Regions from separate parts of the Homo sapiens genome. Here region 2 is linked to region 1. The links are chromatin contacts, found by Hi-C or POLR2A ChIA-PET in ENCODE. All regions are on one chromosome and are shown on one strand. Each heading gives the region's core, a stretch centred on a gene start or an enhancer-like site at or near the end of the contact. The rest is flanking DNA. Distances are from core to core; before and after follow the strand shown. Region 1 overlaps LOC124906209 (a long non-coding RNA gene). Region 2 has its middle 71 kb from the start of ARL8B.

The links. A loop is a pair of places that touch in the nucleus more often than their neighbours do. ChIA-PET counts read pairs that join two places held with the same protein, here RNA polymerase II (POLR2A). Pooled maps may share reads with other maps.
Region 2: a loop to region 1 is called in a map with no recorded cell type, with 3 times the contacts of the local background. The contact joins two enhancer-like sites. A Hi-C loop is called at or near these places in 10 of 168 maps with a recorded cell type or tissue (Caco-2, GM12878, PC-9 and 6 more), 11 of 37 single-sample maps with no recorded cell type and 17 of 50 pooled maps. POLR2A ChIA-PET finds 5 or more read pairs at or near these places in 1 of 52 experiments (activated T-cell).

The regions. Positions count from the first base shown.
Region 1 is chr3:4,849,641-4,856,556 of GRCh38, reverse strand. The region is part of intron 2 of LOC124906209 (a long non-coding RNA gene); the gene reads left to right. Among named protein-coding and RNA genes, the nearest start is that of EGOT, 100 kb to the right of the region's middle. RefSeq lists enhancers at 5,166-5,245, 5,606-5,665, 6,066-6,185. Within about 2 kb of position 5,581, at least 5 of the 41 ENCODE cell types and tissues checked have a DNase peak (open chromatin) inside an H3K27ac peak, as active enhancers do.
Region 2 is chr3:5,047,437-5,055,034 of GRCh38, reverse strand. No RefSeq gene overlaps it. Among named protein-coding and RNA genes, the nearest start is that of ARL8B, 71 kb to the left of the region's middle. Within about 2 kb of position 2,999, at least 9 of the 41 ENCODE cell types and tissues checked have a DNase peak (open chromatin) inside an H3K27ac peak, as active enhancers do.

The DNA of each region.
Region 1 (6,916 bases), core at 4,332-6,831:
CATACCTACAGGACTGTTCCATTTGTAAGTTCTAAAACACAGGCAACTGATTATTTTTATTTAAATCAGGAGCACAAATCATTTTAAGTTTCACTGCCAGTGCTACCTTGCTCTCTAGTGAGCAGGTTTTTGACCCTTGCCCTCCTGCCCAACTCTGTGAAATACTTAGTTGAAAAAGTGTGCACACTGAATGTGCTAAAAAGGGTAAAAGTACCGTGAGTCAACCCAAACATTAGCAGTCCTGGGTGTGTGGGCTGTGGGCCACCTGCACACCATCGCCATTGTATGTTTGCACCACCATTTGTTTATTCATTTACTAGCTGATGGACATTTGGTTTGTTTCCAGTTTGAGGTGATATCAATAAAGGTGTTTATAATTTGCATACAGGTTTTTGTATAGACATATATTTTCATTTCTTTTGGATTAATACGTGGTAGTAGGATTTCTGGATTTTTTAGTAGGTGTGTTTATTTTTTTTTAACTTCAGTTGTTTTTCAAATTGGTTGTACTGTACTCTACCCATAAGTATGAGAATTTATATTAGTCCATTCTCACACTACCATAAAAAAATGCCTGAGACTGGGTACTTTATAGAAAAAAAGGTTTAATTGGCTCACGGTTCTGCAGTCTGTACAGGAAGCATGGTGTCATCTGCTCTGCTTCTGGGCCTCGAAGCCTCAGGAAACTTAGTCATGGCGGAAGGAAAACAGCGGGCCAGCACTTCAAATGGCTGGAGTAGAAGGAAGAGAGGGTGCAGGAGGTGCTACACACTTTTAAACAACCAGATCTCATGAGAACTCACTCACTATACAGTATCAAGGAGAGATGGTGCTAAACCGTTCATGAGAACTCTGCCCCCAGGATCCAGTCACCTCCCACCAGGTCCCACCTTCAACAACAGGGATTACAGTTCTACATGAGATTTAGGTGGGGACACAGATCCAAAGCATGTCAGAGTTTCGGTTTAAAATCCTATGGAATGGTACAAAAAGAGCTATGAAAGACTTCCATCCACCCCTAAGTCCTTTGGCCCATTGTGAAATTTCTAGTATTAGCAGAAATACTAAAATTTGTTAAATCTGGTTGGGAGACTCTAACTCAAGTGATTTACATATGGTTTATGTATAGATGAACCATAATTTGTTATTCAAAATGGCCATAATTTCTTTAGGCTACTTAAATGTGCTCTGTCTCTTCAGGTGTAATGAGAACTGCCATAATACTACCTGAATTGTTGAGGGATTATCTTTTAGCATTGTTAGATAAGGGAGTTGGGTGGAGAGAGGAGTATGAAAGTATATGTGGGTCTGAATTTGCACGTTCGTAGAGACCATGCTAAATCACAGCTTTGTTATAAGAGTTGAAAGAGGGAGGAAGAGAGAGATTGGGATCCCCTGGTTAGAGGGAGCAAATTGGAGAATGTTGTGAAGCAGGGTTACCGGAGCCAGAGGCATTATGATTAATGGTTAGTTTATAGGATTGAATGGTCAGTTAGCAACAAAAAGAGTAGTGACTGCCTGATGTTCAGTTCTATATGCACCTTCTTTTTGGGCCACTGCTAGATATTCGTTCCTTAATGAAAGACTCCTCCTTGCCCTTGGCTCCAAAACAAGCAGATTAAGTGAAGTTTCAAAAATAATCTTTTTTTTACCCCTCAAAGGCATTGACCCTCTTTGTTTGGGAGGAATTGTGCTAGGTACTAACAAAACAGAAATGAACTAGTTGCAGCTTTTGCCTTTAAGAACTCTGACTTTTCTTTGCATCTCTTAGAACTCTGATACCTTACACATCTCCCCCAGGCAAGGTGGGCAGGTAGAGGTGCAGACACAGGAACATAGCTGGATGGCACCTCACATAGTGAAGCACTGGGATACTGAGGAATATACATGAGGTCAGATGATCTGGCTTTTGAATCCCAGGTCTGATGTTCTGGTTTGGTCAAATCACTTCAACTTTCTTTTTTTTTTTTTTTTTTTTTTTTTGAGATGGAGTTTTGCTCTTGTTGCCTAGGCTGGAGTGCAATGGCATGATCTTGGCTCACCGTAACCTCCGTCCCCTGGGTTCAAGCGATTCTCCTGCCTCAGCCTCACGAGTAGCTGGAATTACAGGCACATAATCCTGTAATCCTGGCTAATTTTGTATTTTTAGTAGAGACAGGGTTTCTCCATGTTGGTCAGGCTGGTCTCGAACTCCTAACCTCAGGTGATCCACCCACCTCGGCCTCCCAAAGTGCTGGGATTATAGGCGTAAGCCATTGCGCCCAGCCCAAATCACTTCAACTTTCTAAAGACATTTCTTGTTCCGTAAAATAGGGATGTATCAGAAAAAAATGCTATTTTAGCAGCCAGTTTGCCCTGCAAGTGGAAGCTAAGGATGACAGAATTATAGCCTTTTTTTTTTGGCCAAGGTAAAGGCCTAATCTAGAGAGGAATGACTGGGAACTGAGGGCTACAATTGCTCTGCATAGTAAAGAAACAAGAATTTTTGGTTTTCACTTGAGGCTGGAAGGAAGGTTTTTTTTGTTGTTGTTGGTTTGTTTTGCTTTTGTTTGTTTAGGCAAGTGGGAAAGAAAAAGTAGATGCCTGCCTGCCAACAGGCTGAGAAGAGAAGTTGCTCCTCCCATGAGTGAAAAGGAAGGGGGAGGGAGCTTTGATGACTGATTCTCAATTTTTAATTGTTTCCTATTCCTTATTGTAATCTTCTTCCACTAAAGATCTGCTCTTCACAAAGCCCAGATGATAGTGGTGCTTTGGGGACAGGTAGGAGAGAGAGCTGTGTCCACACCAGTGAAATAAAGAGAGGGGAGATGATGAGAAGGAACAGATAATTGGGTTGGAATCAGGATTTGGGATGAAACAGTGACAAGGGATCATGAAGAAGGTGTAAACACCCTCCTTAGAATGGTTACTTGCTGAACTTGGGTCTGCCCACCCAGAGCAGCAAAGCCACACACTGACATCGGGATTGCAGGGAGAGAAAGTGGGGCATTTGTTGCAGGGCACCAGGCAAGGAGGATCAGGGAGGTCATGCTTAAGACCTGAACTCCCAGATGGCTTACACAGGTAAGGCTTTTTAAAGGCAGCGTGGCAGAGGTTACAGGCAAAGTCATAAATCAATACATGAGGCTACATATTGGTTTAACCTAAAAAGGTGGGATATCTCAAAGTGGAGTAGGAGTGGAAGGGTACAGCCCATAGATCATAGGTGGATTCAGAGATATTTTCTAATGTGCAATTGTTTAAGGAGGTGAAGCTTTGTAGAAAAATTTGAGGTCAGCAGAAAAGAATGTTAGCTCTGGCCTGTGGGCAATAACTTCCTCCAGGCCCTTCAAGAAGAAATTTAGAACAAAGAACAGTGGTCAGAGTTCCATCCTCCGTTCCCCCTTATCTGAGATTTGCCTGCCAGCTGACAGCATTTTTCCTTTGGTAGTGGTCTGGGTTTTTAAAAAACAACTCAAGGACATACGTTAAGATACTATCTATAGTTTCTTTAGGGAACCAAACATCTCATGACTTCCTTGGCTATTGTTTTAGGCTACTATTACCTTATTTTATTTTATTTTATTTTATTATTTTATTTTATTTTATTTTATTTATTTTATTTTATGTTATTTTATTTTAGAGACAGTGTCTCACTCTATTGCCCAGGTTGGAGTGCAGTGGTGTGATCTTGGCTCACTGCAGCCTTGACCTCCCTGGGATCAGGAGATCCTCCTACTTCAGCCTCCTGAATAGCTGGGACTATGGGTGTGTGCCACCACGCCTGGCTAATTTTTGTATTTTTTGTAGAGATGGGGTTTTGCCATGTTGCCCAGGCTGGTCTTGAACTCCTGGGCTCAAGCAGTCTACCTGCCTCAGCCTCCCAAATCATGAGCCACTGCGCTGAGGCTGCTATTATATTACTTTATTGCTCAACAAGTTGCTTATTCACTTCTCAGGGCTAGCTAGGTGCCTGGAATTGCCCTTGAAGGAATGCAAGATTTTCCTTTATTTTCATGCTCGGGTTGCAGAGGGGCTCACGGGCCCCCAAGGTGGGGTCTCTGCTCCTTCTCAGGATCCTTCTCAGAAAGAAATTATTAAAGAGGCTCTGGGTCTTCTATAGGTAGTGAGATGTAGAATTTGTATTTGAATGTTAAATTAAAGATAGTACAACTTGGGACCATTCAGACTTCAGAGATAATATCTACTTGACAAGACTGGGAGGTTTAAATGAGAATGTAAGTGAAGGCATTTCAGAAACTAAGGAAATATATTGTCATTCCCAAGATAAAACATTTTTTCTGTAGAGATTTATTTTATTTATTTATTTAGAGATGGAATCTCACTCTGTTGCCTAGGCAGGAGCACAGGGGCACAATCTTGGCTCACTGCAATCTCCGCCTCCCGAGTTCAAGTGATTCTCCTGTCTCAGCCTCCTGAGTAGCTGGGACTAAAGGCATGCGCCACCACACCTGGCTAATTTTTGTATTTTTAGTAGAGACAGAGTTTCGTCATGTTAGCCAGGCTGGTCTCGAACTCCTGATCTCAGGTGATCCATCCACTTTGGCCTCCCAAAGTGTTGAGATTACAGGCGTGAGCCATTGTGCCTGGCCCAAGATTTATTTTAAGAAAAGAAGTCAGATTTGAATCCAGCACTGCTAAAAAATATGAGGATAGTTATCTGGAAGTCATAAGCTGTATGAGAGGTTTCTTTATGAATTTATTCAGTTCAAACTGATAGTTAAAACGTACTTTGGATAGAAAGATAAAAGTTTTTAAAATGACTGGATGTGGCCCAAATATGTCATGTTAAGACATGTAGATTTAGGATCCCGCAGTAATAACATCAGACCCATTTAGTGGGAACAGAAAGAAGCTTTTGGTCATGCAATAGTTAGCTGAGATTGTGGATAGGTATGAAAAAAAGGAAATGGTCATGTTGCAAAGGAATGGGAAGTAACGTATCAGGTATATGCCAGACTCTTGGTATAGATTATCTTTCTTGATGCCCATTACTGCCCAAAGAAGTACGTGGTAGCATCTCTACTCTTGAGAAGGGGGGAACTGCACATTAAAATCATTAGTAACTTGCTCCAAGTTATAACATTTCAGTGACAGAAATGGTATTAGAATTCTTATCCACTTTAAGGCCCATGTTCTTTCCATTCCACCATGTTGCCATGTGGACTCTGACATAGACCTAGCACCTAAGCCTTGTGTGGTTCAGGTCTCCTTGTCCCAGTTTTATACCAAACCTTAATTGTTTTTCTGCAGAGAACTTTTACAAAAAGCTTCTTACAAGACTTTATGAGATACCATAGGTGATAAGTATGTGACTTATGCTCAGGAGTAAATAGGTGAAATTCCTGGATTGTCTGAAGTTCCATTTACCTGGGACCAACCATGTATTGTGAGGTCATTATAAATGTGCTGGCAAACTCTTTCCGTTAGTGGTTCTTGCGTACAGTGTGCACTTCTTATGTTGTTGGACTCTTTGTGTTGTTGTTCAGAATTCACCTTAGGGGTTTTCTCAAACTCTGCATTCTTATTCTATAGTGGTTTTTGGCTTTCTTTTTTCTCTCCAAGCTGGGTGGATGATGCAGTTTCGCTTCTAGGTGTTAGGATTCTCTTTCACACTGGTTTGTCATGACCTTAAAGTATTTTAAGATGTTCCTTTGGTAATTTTTTTTTTAATGTCTTGCCCTAGTAAGCTAGAGATTTGTTTTACCAAATGAGTTTAAAATACCAGCAGCTGGAGACTCCATAGCATTGTCTGAGTTGACCAAATGTAAACACCCACCAGTGATCTACCTTTTTATTTTCTTGATTTTGGTAGACTTTTTTGGTTCCAGACCTGAAGGCTTGTTATGCTTCTGAATTGGCCTCTAGGTTGTAAGAGTTGCTTAATGTGGCATATGATACCAAAGATGGAAAAATGTGTATGATAATTATAATCATCTTATTATAAATTGCCATCATACTCTCTCCTGTCAGATGATTGATGAGGCCTAAACGTTGTTCTGAGCTGCAACCACCCACAAAAACCACACACACGGCGTTTTACTCAAAACTTTACTTCAACCACTACTTTGTGATGCAAAACTAGTGGAATTTTGGGTACTTTCTGTAAAATTGAAATCTTTATGGGGATTTTCCAACATTCTAGTTGATTGTTAAATTATTAGTGTAAGGAACAAGACCAAGGCAGAGTTTGCCAATGAACACTGACATCTGTGGTAGGAGAGGACACCAGTGTGCACCTGCACATGCTCCCTAGGAAGAAGCCACCTTGATTGGGCCGAGGACGGATTCTCCCTTTGAAAAATGCAGTTATATAAGAGCTATATACAAGAGATTTGTAGTTGTGAAAGATAAAGACTTCAGGAGCTCACTCACTCCTTATCTTTGCCACAAAGTTTTCGGTCTTGACAAAATATTCAGAGTCAATACTTTCTAATGTGTAGATCCATCATCTCATGAAAGAGATTTGAAAAGAAAAAACAAATCAATCTGTATTGTTCCACATGTAGGACAAAATAAAGTTCTGCATGAATGCTTTGTGTAAAGGGAGAACAGTTAAGGGAAACTGATTACTGATATCCCCACTCTGGAAGGGAGATAGCAAGTGGGAAGAGCTCTCTGTATTTTGCTTAGTCAGGAGATCTTTATTTATTCTGGAGCTGAGTCCTTGGACAAGTTACTTTACTTCTTTAGGGCTCAATTTCTTATCTTATTTAAAATAAGTTTCACTTCTGCTGTACAGTGTCTCAAGAGCCTTCAATAACAGTCCTTTGTTATTCTGTCTTATGTAAAGGTGACTTTTACTGTCATATAATTTGTCTTCTAACAAGCACGTATGTTATCAAAATCTGTAAAAAAAAAAAAAAAGTTTTGGCGAAAAAGTTTTGGCAAAAACCCAACTCTGCTTCTATAAGTA
Region 2 (7,598 bases), core at 1,750-4,249, 200 kb before region 1:
CTCAGCTCACTGTAGCCTCCACCTTCCAGGTTCACTAGATTCTCCTGCCTCAGCCTCCTGAGTAGCTGGGATTATAGGCGCCCACCACCACGCCTGACTAATTTTTTTTTCTATTTTTAGTAGAGACAGGGTTTCACCATGTTGGCCAGGCTGGTCTCAAACTCCTGACCTCAAGTGATCTGCCCACCTTGGCCTTCCAAAGTGCTGGGATTATGGGCATAAGCCACTGTGCCCAGCCAGGCCCGTTGTTTAACCTCTCTTTGACTCAGCTTCCTCATCTATAAAATGGGCACAAATAACAGCCCATATTGAGTACAGTTGTTGCGAAATTTTAGTGAGATCACAGGGAAAGTGCTTAGCATGGGTGACCTGTAAGCCGCTCAGGGGCAGGGTCCTCTCCAGCTTTGCTCACCTTTGTACCCGTAAGTACTTGACACCAAGTCACACAATCAACTTTAGTTGAATGAACTGATGAAGAAGGGACCTATGGCAAGTAGCCGTTCTCACTACTATGAACGAAAACAAGAGGGGGAGCCTGTTACTGGAGCTGAGGTAGGAAGAGGGGACTTGGTTTTTTTACTGGGACACAAGATCACAGGCAGTGCTAGTTGCAAGAAGAGGAAGTCAGATCACCAGAGTAACTGAACCAAGGCTTCTGAAATCTCTGAGCAAGGAAGCACTGGGATCAGCACGTGGGAGTGCAGCTGAGCCCCTGGGAGAAAGCCACGCAGCCCCAGCAATGGTTAGAAGAGACCAAAGGAGACAGAGTGCTCCCGGGCACCAGAAATCCCTGGGAGGAGGGCTCAGGAGCACTCCCATGGGAGCACTCCATTGACATGAAAACCTGCGGCCCCATGACAGGTAGGGCAGGCCTGCTTCCTCCCCTCTAAGAATTGGACAAATAAGAATTAAAGAGAAGCAGGATGGGTGCCATGGCTCACACCTGTAATCCCAGCACTTTGGGAGGCTGAGGTGGGTGGATTACTTGAGGTCAGGAGTTCGAGACCAGCCTGACCAACTTGATGAAACCCCGTCTCTACTAAAAATACAAAAATCAGCTGGGCGTCGTGGCACACGCCTGTAATTCCAGCTACACGGGCAGAGTTGCTTGAACCAAGGAGGAGGTTGCAGTGAGCTGAGATTGAGCCACTGCACTCCAGCTGGGCAATAGAGTGAGACTCTGTCTCAAAAAAAAAAAAAAAAAAGAATTAAAGAGGAGACACACAAAGTGAGAGGAAATTAGGCCAGCCTTGGCTCCTGGCCACCTCTGCAGCCCCACACCACATCACTCTCCCCTTTGCGTTCAGAGCTTCAGCCACACTGGCCATTTCCTTATTTCTCAAAAATGCTAAGCTTCCCCACCCACGTCCCCACCACACATTCTTTGCCTGGCTAATTTCTGCTCACCCTTCAGGTCTTGGCTCAAATATCATTTCCTCGGAGAAGTTGTCCATGAACCCCCAGACTAGGCGGGGTGGCCTTCACTCACTCTTATACTGCTCTGTTGGAGGTGCCTCCTTCTTGGCATCTCTCACTGTGGTTGTTGGGGTAATAATTTGTTCAGTGTCCATCTCTTCCCCTAGTCTGTACATTCTTGAGGGCAGGCACTATGTCAAATCCATGACCCCATATCCTCAGGGGTGTAGCTCTGTGCCTGGCACAGGGTTAGCCCTCAGTGAGTGTTAATAGAAAGGAACATGGATGGGAAGGGAGAAGGAGCCCACAACTTCACAGCAGGGTTTACTGGGTTTGTCCTAAAAGATAATCAGATCCATAAACAAGCTCCACTCTTAAGAAAACCAGGCCACCAACATTCCTGACTGAATATTCATTTTGCAGCAATTTCTCACCCTATTTCAGGGCCTAGCTCACAGAAAAGATTTATGTTGTCCTCTCCTCTAAGATGCGAATGGCTGTGGTAGCAACTACTTTGATTTATTTTCTCCTCCTCCGTGCCATCCAGCAGGATGTCATGAGCCATGTCGGGCACAGGTCTGACTATTTTTTTCCATCTGTTTGATCTTGCTGGTGAGAAAATACATTTGGTACTAAATCCAAGGCAGAAATGGAAGCCAAAAAACAAGATTCCTCCCTACCTCCTGTGTTCCAGACCACCTCACCCTCACCAACACCACCACCACCACCACGCAAAACCCTGCTGAGCTAAAATCTACCAAATAAGATAGCTGAGTACCGTTTTCTGGTTCATGGGCAAGAAACCATAGTTTGTTTCTAGAGATTATTTCATTCTTTTTCCTTCCACATCATCATTCATGGGAAGTTCAGATTCTTTTAGGTGCTTAGAGAGAGAATGGTTGGCTCTAGAAAGCTAGCTGTTCTTGAAGGTACAGAAATGGCAGTAGGGCCTATTTGAGTTTGCCAGCACTTTACTTGCAATAACTAATGATCACTTCCAATTTTTTTTTTATCCTAACCATTAGGCCACATATCAACTTCCAGTCATTGAGCCGTCACTCTGAGCCAAGAACTATATACACGATTCTACCTAATCCTACTCCCAACAACTCTATGGAACAGATAATTTTATTGTCTCCATTTTACAGATGAGAAAAACTGAGGCCTAACTTGAGTAACTTCCCAGACCGACAGGATCAGCAAGAGGTAACAGTAAGAGTCAAACTTAGGTCTCTCTGCTTAGAGACCTTTGTCTGATCTCTAAGCACCACATTTTGTTACAACAATAATTGCTACTAATAGGGTATTTTGATGGTTGAATTAGTTAATTAATGTAGTGACAATAGCAACAACACTATTGAGAATAATTACAGCAGTGTTTAATGACTGTTAGCTGCTGCTGTTATTATTGTTGTCATTATTTTATTACCCCTGACTAAGAAATACCATCTAAGAAGGGAGAAAGAGCCATTCCTCTAACAACTCTTTCTCTTTGGCCTCTGTCCAGGGTTTGATCACAGAGGCAGCTGCCTCTGTGACTTGGGCACCTGTCTACTGAGGTGGCCACAGCCCAATTGCTCGGTTCTCCCTGGGTCAAGGATGTACCATCACATGGGCCCCAAACAAACACCCAAGTGGGATTTGAAATGCAGCCGTGAAGGTGACAAACCCCAGCTTCTATTACTGGTTCTTAGAACAAGGCTGTTTCCCCACATTGAGTCCTGCTATGATTCATACAAAATGAGAGCTGAGTGACAAGTTGAAGTCTTTCTTTTTTTAAATATACCGACCTGAAGAGACCTTGGGAAAATGGATGGGGCATTTTTAATAGCAGAAGACTACTTTAGAAAACCCAAAGCTATTTCAGAGAGAGGGAAAAATAATTCATATACATCTATATCTGAAAACCAGCTTATAATATCAAACATAATCTTCCCCTGTCCTGACTTTTTAAACGTGTTAATTCTCTGTTATAAAGAAGCTGGCTCTCCACGTGGAAGGCCACACAGGCACGGGGAATACTGGGATCAGCAGCATAAACTAAGCGAGGCAATTCATGGGGGAGGCTATTCATGGACAGAGGCAGCTCTGGGTGTGAGGCTACTCAGATTCAGGTTCAAATCCCGGCTCCACCATTTACCACCTGTGTCACTTGGGGCAAATCTTTTTAATTTCTCTGAATTGTTATGAGAGAGTCATATCACATCCACCTGGTAGATGTTTCATGGGGACCTGAAAATATAGTTGAGTTCTTTAGGTGAGCAGAGGAAGTAGGGCACAGTAGTTACGAGCTTTATGCTTGCAACCAGACCTCAGATAAAATCCCAACTCTGCCGTCTCCTTACGGCTTTGGACACATTGCTGTCATGAGCTTTGGTTTACTGATCCGTGGGAAAATCACCTACCTCTGAGGGTGGGAGTAAGAACTATGTGTGATGATGTAAGTAATGTGCTTAACCCAGTGCCTGGTACTTAGGAGGGCCTTGAGAAACGGTAAAGCCACCTAGTAGGTATGGGCAGGACCCGCGTCAGGGCTTCTTTGCTTTTGGTGTTTTGTCTTCTTTGTTTGTTATGAAATAGAGATGGGGTTTCATTGTGTTATCCAGGCTGGTCTCAAACTCCTAGGCTCGAGCAATCCTCCCACCTCAGCCTCCCGAAGTGCTGGAATTATCGGCATGAGCTGTGGCGCCAACCTGGGCTTCTTTATGACCTGGCCAGAGGTCTGAAATCAAGTGCCCAGTCTGGCATTGGGCAGCAAGTCACTCTATGCAGACTGAGGGATTCAACTTGGAGGTCAGCTCAGCCATTGGTGGGCACTTCCTCTTCCGCCCCGGAGCCTCCTGAGAGATGCTTGCCACATTTCCTCACCCCACCCCACCAACTGCATCCTTAGATGTGGGCTCTGACATTTGCCAGTGCATCTATCAGCAAAGGCTGAGGAAGGGGTTGAATTTTATTTATTTATTTTTGAGACAGAGTCTCACTTTGTTGCCAAGCCTGGAGTGCAGTGGCGCCACCTTGGCTCACTGCAACCTCAACCTCCTGGGTTCAAGCAATTCTCCTGCCTCAGCCTCTCCGGTAGCTGGGATTACAGGTGTGCACCACCACACCTGGCTAATTTTTTGTATTTTTAGTAGAGACAGGATTTCACCATGTTGTCCAGGCTGGTCTCGAACTCCTGATCTCAAGTGATCCACCTGACTCGGCCTCCCAAAGTGCTGGGATTACAAGTATGAGCCACCGCACCCAGCCGGGAGGGGTTGAATTTTAAATTGATGCAAATTTTTCTTATGGAGATGAGGCTAATAAGAAAATTGGTGGGGAGAGAATCACAGAGGATTTTTGCCTCGACCCTGGAATAATACAGAGTTGCTTCAGAGACAACTTGCCTGCATTCCTTTTAAAGGTAAATTTAGTCCTGGATAAAGTTGCAGATTAACACACCTGCTCTTTTTTCCTCCCACAAAGTGGGCACTGTCCCTTGTTATAAAGGGATCTTTGGCTGACGTCAGTAAGGGAATTCAGTGATCAGCCAATATGATCATGGAAATTCTATTTATACCGGGGCTAATCCTTGATTAACTGAAACTGGGGATTCACCTCCTCCTTTGCCTTCCCCAAAGGATTTTTAAAAATTGATTCTGACGTTCCATTCTGTAATTGTAGTTGCGGCACAGACAGGCCAAGAGCAGCAAGCAGGACTTTGGAGTCAGATAGATCTCTGTGTGTCTTATGCCTCATTTTTTATCTGTGAAACAGGACAAGGACCTACTTCATAAGTTTATATGATGATTCGGTGAGCTCAGACGTGTGGCAGAACGGCTTTCCCTCTTGTCTCCCCACACTCACCAGGGATAGCAGATACTGCTAGTTTCCTAGCCAACTGCAATTCCACATGCCTACTGTATTAAAAAGAGAATTCCAGTCTGGTTTACTCTCCTTTCAGTGACCATGTCCTTTATTTTGTAGGGTTACCCTCCTAGGCAGTTCTAGGAAATGAATCTTTTCTCATTTAAGCCAGTCCGCAGGTCTTAATGCTGTTAAGTGGGTAGTTTAAACAAGGGCACGTGATACAATTCTGGCCAATGAGACAAGAAAATTGGTTGGGAAGCCTCTGGAAAGGTTTTCACTGTTTTAAAAAAAGAAAACAAGGGGCTGAGCATGGTGGCTCATGCCTGTAATCCCAGCACTTTGGGAGGCCAAGGCAGGTGGATTGCTTGAGCCCAGGAGTTTGAGACCAGCCTGAACAACATAGGGAGACTCTGTCTCTACAAAAAAAAAAAAAAAAAAAAAAAATGGCTGGGGGTGGTGGTGCGAGCCTGTAGTCCCAGCTACTCAGGAGGCTGAGGCAGGAGGATCACTTGAGCCTGGGAGGTCAAGGCTGCAGTGAGCCGAGATTGCACCACTGCACTCCAGCCTGGGCTACAGAACCAGATCCTGTCTCAAAAAAAAAGAATGAAAGGAAGAAAAGAGAACAATATAGATATGTTTCCCTTTCTATCCCTGGATGTTGTCATCTTGTTAGCAGTAGTGAATTCATATGGGTCTGCAGCAACTTGATTCTTGCCTCCTCGGAGGAAAGAATTCGACCAAGGGGCATAAGGCAGAGGAAGAGACTGAGGCAAGTTTTAAAGCAGGAATGAACGTTTATTAAAAAGTACTAGACCAGGAACAAAAGAAAGTAAAGTACACTTGGAAGAGGACCAAATGGGCAACTTGAGAGATCCAAGTACCTGCTCTTCTGACCCTTGACTTGGAGTTTTATACATTGGCATGGCTCTGGGGTTTGCATTTCTTCTCCCTTGATTTTTCCTTAGGGTGGGCTGTCCACATGCTCAGGGACCTGCCAGAACTTGGGAGGGGCTGCATGCACAGTCTGTTTACTGAAGTTATGCACATGCTCATTTGAGGTATTTTTCCCTTACCAGTCAAGTGTTTCTAGATGAAGGTCATATACCAGTTAAACTTTGCCATTTTGCTTCTCAGTGTGCATGCTTGAGCCCACTTGCCCAACTCCTGAGATCTTATCAGGAAGCTGCTGATCATCAGCTTCAGGTGTTTTCTGTCTATTGAGAGACTACTTTTCCCTGGCACCAGCTCTGACCAATTATTATTTTAGAGATGGTTTAACAATCACCTGATGAACACCTGATGGTTGCCTTACATTCCTGGGGCAGGGGCCTCTCCTGCCCTGCTCATGTCTGCCTAGCTATCTACCCTAACAGTCTCTACATGACACATGAAAGAAGGCAGCCACTTCAGACCATGAAGAGAGCCATCCTATGAGGTTAGGGCAACAAATTGAGACTGGGAGGGCAGAAAACAGAAGGAACCTGGGTGATTGATGATATCATTAGGCCAGTGAATGAACCAAGCTGGCAAATGTCCAATATAAGATAATAAATATCCTCATTGTTTTAGCCACTTCCAGACAGATGTTTTGTTACTTGCAGTCAAAGGCACCCTCATAGGGGTTATCAGGAAGGTTTGCAAATATTTGCATTCTCTCTTTTTGGGCACACGGGAGGTGTATTAGTCTGTTCTGTTCTCACACTGCTAATAAAGAGACTGGGTAATTTACAAAGGAAAGCGGTTTAATTGGCTCACAGTTCAGCATGGCTTGGGAGGCCTCAGGAAACTTACAATTATGGCAGAAGGGGAAGCAAACATGCCCTTCTTCACATGACAGCAGCAAGGAGAAGTGCTGATCAAAGGGGAAAAGCCACTTATGAAACCATTAGATCTTATAAGAACTCACTTACTATAATGAGAACAGCATGAGGGTAACTGCCTCCATGATTCAATTACCTCCTGCCGGGTGCCTCCCATGACACATAGGGATTATGGAAACTGCAACTCAAGATGAGATTTGGGTGGGGACACAGCCAATCAGTAGCATTACACTTCCCTGTCTCCTTTGAAGTAAGGTGCAAGTATTTGGCTTGCTTTGGCCAATAAAATGTGAGTGGAAGTGGTGTGTGTCTTTCCATGCCCTCTTTTCCTATCTAAGCCATCAAGGGTGTGTAGATGAAAACTCTATCAACTTGGATTCCCCAGGGACTATAATAAATAGAGGCCTCTGAAGCCAGCATTATATATATAGTGTGAATAAGAAATGAACTTGGATGTGTTAAGCCAATGAAATTGGAAGTTGTTACTGTAGCAAAACCTAGCTTCTCCTG